Regions from separate parts of the Homo sapiens genome. Here region 1 is linked to region 2. Evidence: read pairs that join two places in POLR2A ChIA-PET (ENCODE). Cell type or tissue: K562. All regions are shown on one strand. Each heading gives the region's core, and the rest is flanking DNA. Links, peaks and the distances in the headings are about the cores only. Region 1 has its middle 4.8 kb from the start of KCNG3. Region 2 overlaps MTA3 (metastasis associated 1 family member 3).

The links. ChIA-PET counts read pairs that join two places held together with the same protein. Peaks named below come from ENCODE experiments on the same cell type or tissue, not always from the same donor. Only the 100,000 strongest peaks of a DNase experiment are listed, where the experiment ranks them.
Region 1: POLR2A ChIA-PET joins it to region 2 with 5 read pairs; 3 of 35 experiments call an interaction of 5 or more read pairs at or near these places.

Annotation. Positions count from the first base shown.
Region 1 is chr2:42,496,044-42,501,422 of GRCh38, reverse strand. It overlaps a transcript of MTA3 not described here. Among named protein-coding and RNA genes, the nearest start is that of KCNG3, 4.8 kb to the right of the region's middle. In K562, for the core only: no CTCF peak of the experiment used is centred there; no DNase peak of the experiment used is centred there; H3K27me3 peaks cover 1,217 bases.
Region 2 is chr2:42,690,784-42,696,162 of GRCh38, reverse strand. It overlaps MTA3 (metastasis associated 1 family member 3), which reads right to left. Exons shown (of 17, transcript NM_001330442.2): 10 at 324-398. Among named protein-coding and RNA genes, the nearest start is that of OXER1, 71 kb to the left of the region's middle. In K562, for the core only: no CTCF peak of the experiment used is centred there; a DNase peak (open chromatin) is centred at 3,002.

The sequences.
Region 1 (5,379 bases), core at 205-5,204, 190 kb after region 2:
GGTAAGGATTATTTTGAGCTAAAGGCAATTGAGAAGAATCAGACATAAGAAAAAAATTATGCCCTCCTCTTCTCTACTAGGAAAGGAAGAAAGATTCTTAACCACTGGAGACCCTAGCCTCTTATCAGCCTAGAGATAGGACCAGAGGAATCTATGTAATGCATAATGCATCTTATAAAACAACACTTACCTTCTGTTAGTTTCCTGACATGTTTACTTTCCCATAGTTTGCCACCCCTAAAAGCCTAAACTCCTTTTCCTTTAGCTGGTTACTTCGTAGCAAATTTATTATTCTTTATTAAGATGCTATACAGGTCACGCGCGGTGGCTCATGCCTGTAATCCCAGCACTTTGGGAGGCGGAGGTGGGCAGGTCATGAGGTCAGGAGATGGAGATCATCCTGGCTAACACGGTGAAACCCCGTCTCTACTAAAAATACAGAAAATTAGCCGGGCGTAGTGGCAGGCACCTGCAGTCCCAGCTACTCGGGAGGCTGAGGCAGGAGAATGGCGTGAACCCGGGAGGCAGAGCTTGCAGTGAGCCGAGATCACGCCACCACACTCCAGCCTGGGCGAGAGTGTGAGACTCCGTCTCAAAAAAAAAAAAAAAAAGCTTCATAAAGCCTCTTGATTTTGATACTAACAACCCTTTGATTTTCTCGGTGTAATGTACTATGCTGTACTTGTTAATAAAGTGTTTCTAATAAACTGTGTTTCTCTTGTTAATTTATCTTTTGTCAGTCTAATTTGTAGGAGCATAGGCCAAGAACCTAGGAAGGTAGAGGAAAAAATTTTTCCCCTCCCTTACACATATTTCTTGCCTCAGCCTTAGATATCTGAGAACTTTTACGTTTTTTCTTGTATCTCTCATTTCTGTTTCTCTGTTTATTTTTGAGAGAGCCTCTGTCACCCAGGCTGGAGTGCACTGGCATCCACCTCCCAGGTTTAAGCGATTCTCCTGCCTCAGTCTCCTGAGTAGCAGGGACTACAGGCACGTGCCACCACACCCAGCTAATTTTTTTTTTGAGATGGAATCTCACTCTGTCACCCAAGTTGGAGTACAGTGGCGTGATCTCGGCTCACTGTAACCTCCGCCTCCCAGGTCCAAGAGATTCTCCCGCCTTAGCCTCCCGAGTAGCTGGTATTACAGGCGCCCACCACCACGTCCAGCTAATTTTTGTATTTTGAGTACAGATGGGGTTTCACTATGTTGGCCAGGCTGGTCTCGAACTCCTGACCTCAGGTGATCTACCTGCCTCAGCCTCACAAAGTGCTGAGATTATAGGCGTGAGCCACCGGCCAAATTTTTGTATTTTTAGTAGAGACAGAGTTTCACCATGTTGCCCAGGCTGGTCTCAAACTCCTGACCTCAAATGATCCACCTGCCTCTGCCTCCCAAAGTGCTGGGATTACAGGCATGAGCTACCATGCCCAGCCATCTCTCTCTCTCTTTTTTTTTTTTCAAAAAAGAAAACACTTTATTGAGGTATGATTAACATACAAAAAACTGTACATATTTCATGTATACAACTTCTTGGGTTTGGAGATGAGTATACACTTTTGAAACTGTCATCACAATCTATGCCATAAACATATCCATCACTTCTGAAAGTTTCTTTCTGTCTTTTTATTATTCCTTTTTTTTTTTCCCTCTGTTGCCTAGGCTGTAGTGCATTGCCTTGATCTCAGCTCACCGCAACCTCCGCCTCCCAGGTTCAAGCGATTCTCCTGCTCAGCCTCCCCAAGTAGCTGGGATTACAGGCATGCATCACCACCCCGGCTAATTTTGTATTTTTAGTAGAGACGGGGTTTCTCCATGTTGGTCAGGCTGGTCTTGAACTCCTGATCTCGTGATCTGCCTGACTCGGCCTCCGAAAGTGCTGGGATTACAGGCATGAGCCATCATGTCCCACTATTCCTTTTTTTGAAATGATAAGAACACCTATAAGATCTACCCTCGCCGGGCGTGGTGGCTCACGCCTGTAATCCCAGCATTTTGGGAGGCCGAGGCGGGTGGATCACCTGAGGTTGGGAGTTCAAGACCAGCCTGACCAACATGGAGAAACCCTGTCTCTACTAAAAATACAATATTAGCCGGGGTGATGGTGCATGCCTGTAATCCCAGCTGCTCAGGAGGCTGAGGCAGGAGAATCGCTTGAACCTGGGAGGCGGAGGTTGCGGTGAGCTGAGATCGCACCATTGCACTCCAGCCTAGGCAAAAAGAGTGAAACTCCGTCTCAAAAAAAAAAAAAGATCTACCCTCTTAGCAAATGCTTAAGTATGCATTATAGTACTATTGAATATAGGTACTATGCCACATCGTAGATCTCTAGGACTTATTCATCCTATATAACTGAAACTTCATACCCTTTGACTTATACCTCCCTGTATTAGAGCTCTGTAAACAAGACCACTCTGAATCTTGGGATAACCTCATAGTGCTATTGAGTTACAGCTCTACCTTTGTAATCTGAGAGACGAAAATAGATGCCCCTTAATAAACTAAGACAGACCCTAAGATAAGGAAACCAAGTTACTGATGGGTCAAGGGCTCAGGGCTTGGCTGGCAAATTTCTAAATTACTGTGGCTAAACTCCCTAAAAATAGGAGTTTTCAATTCTGTTATACAACCCAGATGACAACAACTCTGTCTGGATAGACAGCCATTACAAACATTCTTTTCTGATGAGCTGCTGCAGACCCCAGGTCAGTTTCAGCCAGCTTACAGAGGCAGCACACAAGCTGTCTTTGTGGCCTGTAGTTCACCTGTTGACATAAAGAGCCAAATTCCACCTCATTTTAATGCTAAAGCCCCATCACAAAGTGAACACGATGTATGTTACATATATGTGTACCAATTATGCATGTGTGCGCCTCCCCCGTAAGTATGTATAGCTTTTCCCCCAAGCCTGCTGACTATGTATGATACAGGCCCTGTGAGGCCTAAAACCCAACCTGTTATTTCCCTCTTTGAAGAGAGAGCACCTTCAGTCCACACCGGAGACTTTCTCTTCCTGGCTTGCAAACTGATAACAACAATAAAGCTCTCCTTTCTACCATTCAGCCATCCTGGTGGTCTTCTGAACACCTTCTACAGGGGTCATTCTGCACACTGGGCTAAGTCATTAGCCTTTTATATTTTAAAATGAGAGAAGTTTCCATTTGAATTTCCATTCGAAAAGCTGTCTTTAAAAGTACCAACTGATTCGGCAGAGGCTGAGAAATAAACTGATGTAAATGCAAACATTGAAAAATATGAATTAACAGCAGGGCAAGGGCTTTTTAAAGCAGACAGAGTTGATAAGTAAGCTGCATGGAACAGTAGTGCCCACAGGGTATTTCAATTTCTAAAGCTTTGGGGGAAACGGTGTTTGGAGTCCTCGAACACATCCAGTTATGCAATGCAAAGTGATGGAGGAATCTGTGTTCAAGCCAGAGTCAGCAGTAAAAGGGTCACAACTTTTTACTGAATTTTTTGTTTCAGGTTACTCTGTTGTTGGTCACATGTTTAGACAAATCAATTCACTTATCCAATCTGTGTTTATTTAGAACCCAGGAATGAGAAATGAGCATGGCTGATTTGGGCTAAAGGAAGCATACATGAAGTGAGATGTTTCTAGTGTCATGCACTGAGCTATATACCACCTTCACATCAGCTTGTGATCTTTTCATTACCCCTTTGGATGTAGGTATTATTATCTTCATTCTACGGAGGAGAAAAACTGAAGATCAATGAGGTTTAAGGAACTGGCTCCAGGTGGCTTAGCAAATGAGTTATACAGCCAGGGTTTGAGCCTAGAGAGAGCCCTATAGACAATCTGGACTTTTTTTTTTTTTTTGAGATGGAGTCTCGCTCCATCACCCAGGCTCAAGGGCAGTGGAGCGATCTCGGCTCACTGCAACTTCTGCCTCCCGGGTTCAAGCGATTCTCGTGCCTCAGCTTCCTGAGTAGCTGGGATTACAGGGGCGCACCACCACGCCCAGCTAATTTTTGTATTTTTAGTAGGGACGGGGTTTCACCATCTTGGCCAGGCTGCTCTCGAACTCCTGACCTCATGATCCACCTGCCTCGGCCTCCCAAAGTGCTGGGATTACAGGCATGAGCCACCGCGCCTGGCCAATTTGGACTTTATTGTATGGACAATTTCTAATTATCTACTTTTATATACTCCTTTTAGGTTTTGTTTGTTTTGTTTTTTTTTGAAAACCTCTAGTTTCAAGAGGAGTTTTGCTCTTGTAGCCCAGGCTGGAGTCCAATGGCACAATCTCAGCTCACTGCAACCTCTGCCTCCCAGGTTCAAGCGATTCTCCTGCCTCAGCCTCCCCAGTAGCTGGGATTACAGGTGTGCACCACCATGCCTGGCTAATTTTTTGAATTTTTAGTAGAAACGGGTTTCACCATGTTGGCCAAGCTGGTCTCGAACTCCTGAACTTGGGTGATCTGCCTGCCTCGGCCTTCCAAAGTGCTGAGATTACAGGCGTGAGCCACCACACCCAGCCACCTTTCAGGTTTTTGAATTTGGGAATGCCCTGATGAAAATGGATGGAAGGAAGAGCTCTGTGGTGGCCTTATTCAGAATTCATAGAGATAGGAAAGAACTGGAGTGCAAAGAGATGAGGTAGAAGGTTGTGGCAGCAATCCAGGCCCTGGAAACAGAGTGAGCAGAGTTTGACATGAGAAAACCTGATTCTAGCCTCTGCCAGGATGCTGCTGCTGGGAATGCTCGGGCTAGTTACAGCCACATCTCTGAAGCTTTGTAACTTCGGAGGGGAGGAAAAAATGGGAGTAATTTGCTTTTTTTTTTTTTTTTTTTTCCTAGGTTCTGAAACTAGAAAACCTCTAGGTTCTTTCAAACTCTAAAATTCTACCTTTAAATTGTAATGCATTCTAAAGATTTAGATATGAAGACCCTAAATACCATCCCGAGTCTAGGAGAGAATCTGGATGTAATACTTCTCAACATTATCTTCTCAAAGTACAAAGAATAGAATTGGCTTTAAGAATGCTCTCTAAACCAGATTATATTGAGACAAGCCTATCATTTCTGCATCACTGTTTTCTTTGTTTAAGAAAACGATTTGGGTATTGCTGCTGCAGCAGTGGTTGATGATATTAAAATCAAATAAAAATATTACTCTTGAAACAAATGAAATGATTTAAGCCTATCTCTCTAAGAAATCGCATGAAAATATACCTAGGAGGCACACATTGTATTGTCATCAAATTAATTTGTTTTCTAAGCTCAAATGTAATTTAAAATGAGATATTTCTTCAACTGGTTCAATCAACAGACAGTAGAAGGATTCTACGGAGAGAACACAGGAAATAAACCCTACAATAATGTTAGAGCAAACAATCGGCACTATAGTTCTGTCTTCT
Region 2 (5,379 bases), core at 197-5,196:
GTTCAAGAGGTTTGTGTTAGCATCACATCTTTGATCATTGCCATGAACTACAAAGAGATGAAGGATCAGTCAAATGCAAGGAAAATAATGCCTCTCTAGTGGTATCTCTCCAAAATATTTATCATAATTCATGCGAAGTCAAGGAAATATTAAGATTAAAATCTTAAATAATATCCTAAAGATATGAAATCATGTAGTTTAAAGTAGTCTGGAAAAAGTAAGGTAAACAAATTTAAAAGTAGTACATCGCCAAAAAATATTAAAATATAAACAGAAAGTTCACTTAAATGCAACCATATTGGTAGCAATATGAAAAAAATTACCTGTTGCACATATCTGTCAGTAGTTTTCCACATGTAATAATATTCAATGATGCTAGTCAATGATTTCCAAGGAAGCTGAAAAAAAAAAAAATCAACCTATCATCTATGTTAACATATAATAAAATGAGATGAAAATAAGCTACTATAGAAAGTACTTTCCTTAAAAACCACCACTTTCTTTTTTTTTTTTTTTTTTTTTTTTTTTGAGATAGACTGTCACTTTGTTGCCCAGGCTGAAGTGCAGTGGCGCGATGTCAGCTCACAGCAACCTCCGCTTCCTGGGTTCAGGCAATTCTTCTGCCTAGCCTCCCAAGCAGCTGGGATTAGAAGCACATGCCACCATGCCCAGCTAATTTTTTGTATTTTTAGTAGAGACAAGGTTTCACCATGTTGGTTAGGCTGGTCTCGAACTCCTAACCTCAGGTGATCTGCCCGCCTCGGCCTCCCAAAGTGCTGAGATTACAGGTGCGAGCCGTCACACCTGGCCCTTAAAAACCACTTCTTTATTAAAATAATGAAGCAAATATCCACATGGAAGATTCATTCTAGAATATTTGAGAAATTTAAAATTAATCCTTAGCAAACGGTACCCCAAACAAGTCATATTCAGTATGGAATGTGAATACAACACATTCCATTTCTCATTCCGTTTATACATTTTACTAAAAATTATAAACATCATAACTGATAACATTTCTTTCTCTTTTTATTTAAGAGACAGGGTCACCCAGGCTGCAGTGCAGTGGCATGATCACAGCTCACTGCAGTCTCAACCTCCCAGGCTCTAGTGATCCTCCTGCCTCAGCCTCCTCAGCTGGGACTATAGGTGTGACACCATGCCCGGCTAATTCTTTTTTATTTTTTGTAGAGTTGGGGTCTCCCTATGTTGCCCAGGCTGGTCTTGAACAACTAGGTTCAAGGAATCCTTCCACCTCAGCCTCCCAAAGTCCTAGGATCACAGATGAGCCACCGTGACCAGCCCTGATAACATTTCATGACTTACTTGGGAAAGTTCTCAAGCTACAGGTGGGGCTGCAGCACTATTTTAGAAACGGCATTTAAACAGCTCTAGCCTGAGTTATTTCAGCTTCCAAAGATGGCAGCTATGACTGTGTGTCATCTGGTCTCTGCAAATCCTTGAAAGAGGCATTGAGGAAGACAGGAGAGACAGTCTCGTCTTGAATCGCTGATGCCACCCCTCTCCCATCCCCTGGCAGAGGCCTTGCAGTGCCAGAGTCTGTGCATATGGAGGAAGAACATCACAGTGACCAGGGGACTTTACATTGAACTTAGTGCTGCCCTGTGACAGCAGAGAATAAATCCATGCTGGGGTCAGCCAGTACCTGTGTAGGGAGGGAGAATCTGTACCAGACCTAGCCAGAGGGTAATCACCTATCCTATCGGTTGGAACTTGAGTTTCTCAACAAGCCTCATGACCATGGGCTGAAGTGCTCTGAGGACCTACGTAAACTTAGAAGACAGCCTAGGTACACAAGGACTTCAACTCCTAAACAACTCCTAGTGCTGGGCTGGACTCAGAGCCAGAGGACTTCGGGTGGCATGTGACCTAGGGAGACACCCAGGGTGGCTAAAGGAGTGATTGCACCACCCCTCTCCCAAACCTAGGCAGTACAGCTCAGGGGCAAAAATGTCTCCTTCCTTCTGCTTAAGGGATGGAAAGTGAAGAGTAAAGAGGACTTTGTCTTGCATCTTGGATACCTGCTCAGCCACAGTAGGACAGGGCACCAGGCAGAGTCGTGAGGCCCCCATTCCAGGCCCTAGCTCCTATACACATTTCTAGACACCATCTGGACAAAACAGAACCTGCTGCCTTAAAGGAAGGACCCAGTCCCTGCAAGATTCATCAGCTGCTGACTAAAGAGCCCATGGGCCCCGAGTAACCAGCAGCAATGCCTGGGTAGTAGTACACCATGGGCCTTGGGCTCTGAGATGTGCTGACTACAGTGTGACCCAGCACATTCCCAAGCACATTCCCAGCTATAGGTGGCTATGGTGAAAGGCTTCTTCTGTTTAAAAAGATGGAAAAGTAAAGGGATGTTGTTGTTTTGCACCTTAGTTACTGCTCAGCCACAGTGGGGTGGAGGAATAAGCAGGCTTTTGGGGTCCCCAGGTTCAGGCCTCAGTTCCTGAACAGAATTTCTGGACCTGCCTTGGGCCAGAGGGGAGCCCAGTGCCCTGAAGGGTGATCCCAGGCCGGACAGCATTCCCCACCAGCTGACTAAAATGAAGAGCCCATGGGCTTTAAGTGTACATTGGAGGTGGCCTGGCAGAACTACCCCCACCCCCAATAGTGGCTGGGTGTTGGTGTCCACAGGGAGGCCCCTCTGCCTGTGGAAAGGGGAAGGAAAAGCAGGAAGGATTTTATATTGTGGTTTGAGTCTCAGCTTAGTCACAGCAGAATAGAACATCAGGCAAATTTCTAAGGTTTTTGACTCCAATCCCTGGTTCTCAGACAGCATCTCTGGACTCACCAGGGCCTGGAGGAACTCACTACCCTGAAGGGAAGGACACAAACCTGTCTCACTTTGCCACCTGCTGATTGTGGAGCCCTAGGGCCTTGAGTGAGCATAGGTGGTAGCAAGTGAGCAGTTACGACAGGCATGACCCAGCACAGCCCCAGTGGTGGTAGCCACAAGAGTGCTTGTGTCACCACACCCCAGTTCCAGGTAGCTCAAGGGACGGGGTGTGGGGAGAGAAGGAAGGAGGGGGAGGGGAAGAGGGAGAGGGAGAGGGAGAGACACTGTTTCTTTGAGAGAAAGGGAAAAGAACAAGAGTCTGTCTGGTAATCCAGAGAATTCCAGATCTAATCTGAGACTACCAAGGGAGTACTTTGAGTCTGCAAAAACCACAGTGATATTGGGCTTGAGGCCCAAGTCCTTTAGAAAGCCTTTTCAAGAAGGACGGACACAAACAAGCCCAGACTGTGAAGACTACAGTAAATACCTAACTCTTCAATGCTCAGACACTAACGAACATCTACAAGCATCATCCAGGAAAATATGACCTCACCAAACAAAGTAAGTAAGTCAGGAGGGACCAATGCTGGACAAACAGAGACATGTGACCTTTCAGACAGAGAATTCAAAATAGCTGGCTGGGCACAGTGGCTCATGCCTGTAATCCCAGCGCTTTGGGAGGCTGTGGCAGGAGGATCACGTAAGGCCAGGAGTTCGAGACTAGCCTGGCCAACGTGGTGAAACCCTGTATCTACTAAAAATACTAAAAAATTAGCCAGGCATAGTGATGCATGTCTGTAATTGCAGCTACTTGGGAGGCTGAGGCACGAGAATTGCTTGAACCCGGGAGGTGGAGGTTACAGTGAGCCGAGATCACGCCATTGCACTCCAGCCTGGGTGACGGAACAAGACTCTGTCTCAAAAGAAAAAAAAAAAAAAAAAGAATTCAAGATAGCTGTTTTGAGGAAACTCAAAGAAATTCAAGATGACAGACAGAAGGAATTCAGAATTCTGTCAGATAAATTTAACAGAGACTGAAATAAAAAGAATCAAGCAGAAATTCTAGAGTTGAAAATGCAATTAACATGCTGAAAAAATGCATCAGAGTCACTTAATAGTGGAACTAATTAAGCAGAAGGAAGAATTATTGAGCCTGAAGACAGGCTATTTGAAAAACACCCAGTCAGAGGAGAGAAAAAAGCAAAGAATAAAACCAATGAAGCCTGCTTATAGGATCTAGAAAATAGCCTTGAAAGAGCAAATCTAAGAGTTATTGGCCTTAAAGAAGAGGTAGAGAAAGAGGGGCAGGAAGATTATTCAAAGGGATAATATTAGGGAATTTCCCAAACCTGGAGAAAAATATTAACATCGATATTCAATAAGGTTATAATCAAACTCCCAAAGGTCAAAGATAAAGAAAGAACCTCAAAAGCAACGAGAGCAAAAACAAATAACTTATAATGGAGTTCCAATACGTTTGGCAGCAGACTTCTCAATGGAAACCTTACAGGCCAGGAGAGAGTGGCACGACATATTTAAAGTGCTGAAGGAAAAGACCTTTACCCAAGAATAGTATATCCAGTGAAAATGTCCTTCAAACGTGATGGAGAAATAAAGACTTGCTGACAAACAAAAGCTGAAGGATTTCATCAACACTAGACCTGTCCAATAAGAAGTGCTAAAGGGAGTTCTTTAATCAGAAAAAAATAGATGTTGGTGAGCAAGAGGAAATCATCTGAAGGTACAAAACCTGCTGGTAATAGTAAGTACACAGAAGAACACATTGAGTATTATAACACTGTAATTGTGGTATGTAAACTACACTTGTCTTAAGCACAAAGCCTAAATGATGAACTAATAAAAAAAAATAACTACAACTTTCCAAAACATAGTACAATAAGACACAGAATCAACAAAAAGTTAAAAAGGGGAATGAAGTTAAAATGCAGTTTTCTAATTATTAAGTTTTAGGGGGGGATGTGTGTGTGTGTGTGTACGATGTTCTAAGAGGTGATTACTACATATTGCATGCCTGTATCAAAGTATTTCATAGGCCGCGGTGTGGTGGCTCACGCCTGTAATCCTAGCACTTTGGGAGGCTGAGGCAGGCAGATCACAAGGTCAGGAGATTGAGCCCATCCTGGCCAACATGGTGAAACCCCGTCTCTATTAAAAATACAAAAATTAGCTGGGGCTGGTGGCATGCGCCTGTAATCTCAACACTTTGGGAGGCCGAGGCGGGCGGATTGCTTGAGGCCAGGAGTTCAAGACCAGCCTGGCCAACATAGTGAAACCCCATTTCTACTGAAAATAAGAAAATTAGCTGGGCATGGTGGTGTGTACCTGTAGTCCCAGCTACTTGGGAGGCTGAGGCAGGAGAATCACTTGAACCTGGGAGGTGGAGGTTGCAGTAAGCAGAGATCGCGCCACTGCACTCTAGCTTGGGCAACAGAGTGAGACTTTGTCTCAATAAATAAATAAATAAATAAATAAATAAATAAATAAAATAAAAATACAAAAATTAGCTGGGGTTGGTGGCGTGTGCCTGTAGTCCCAGCTACTCGGGAGGCTGAGGCAGA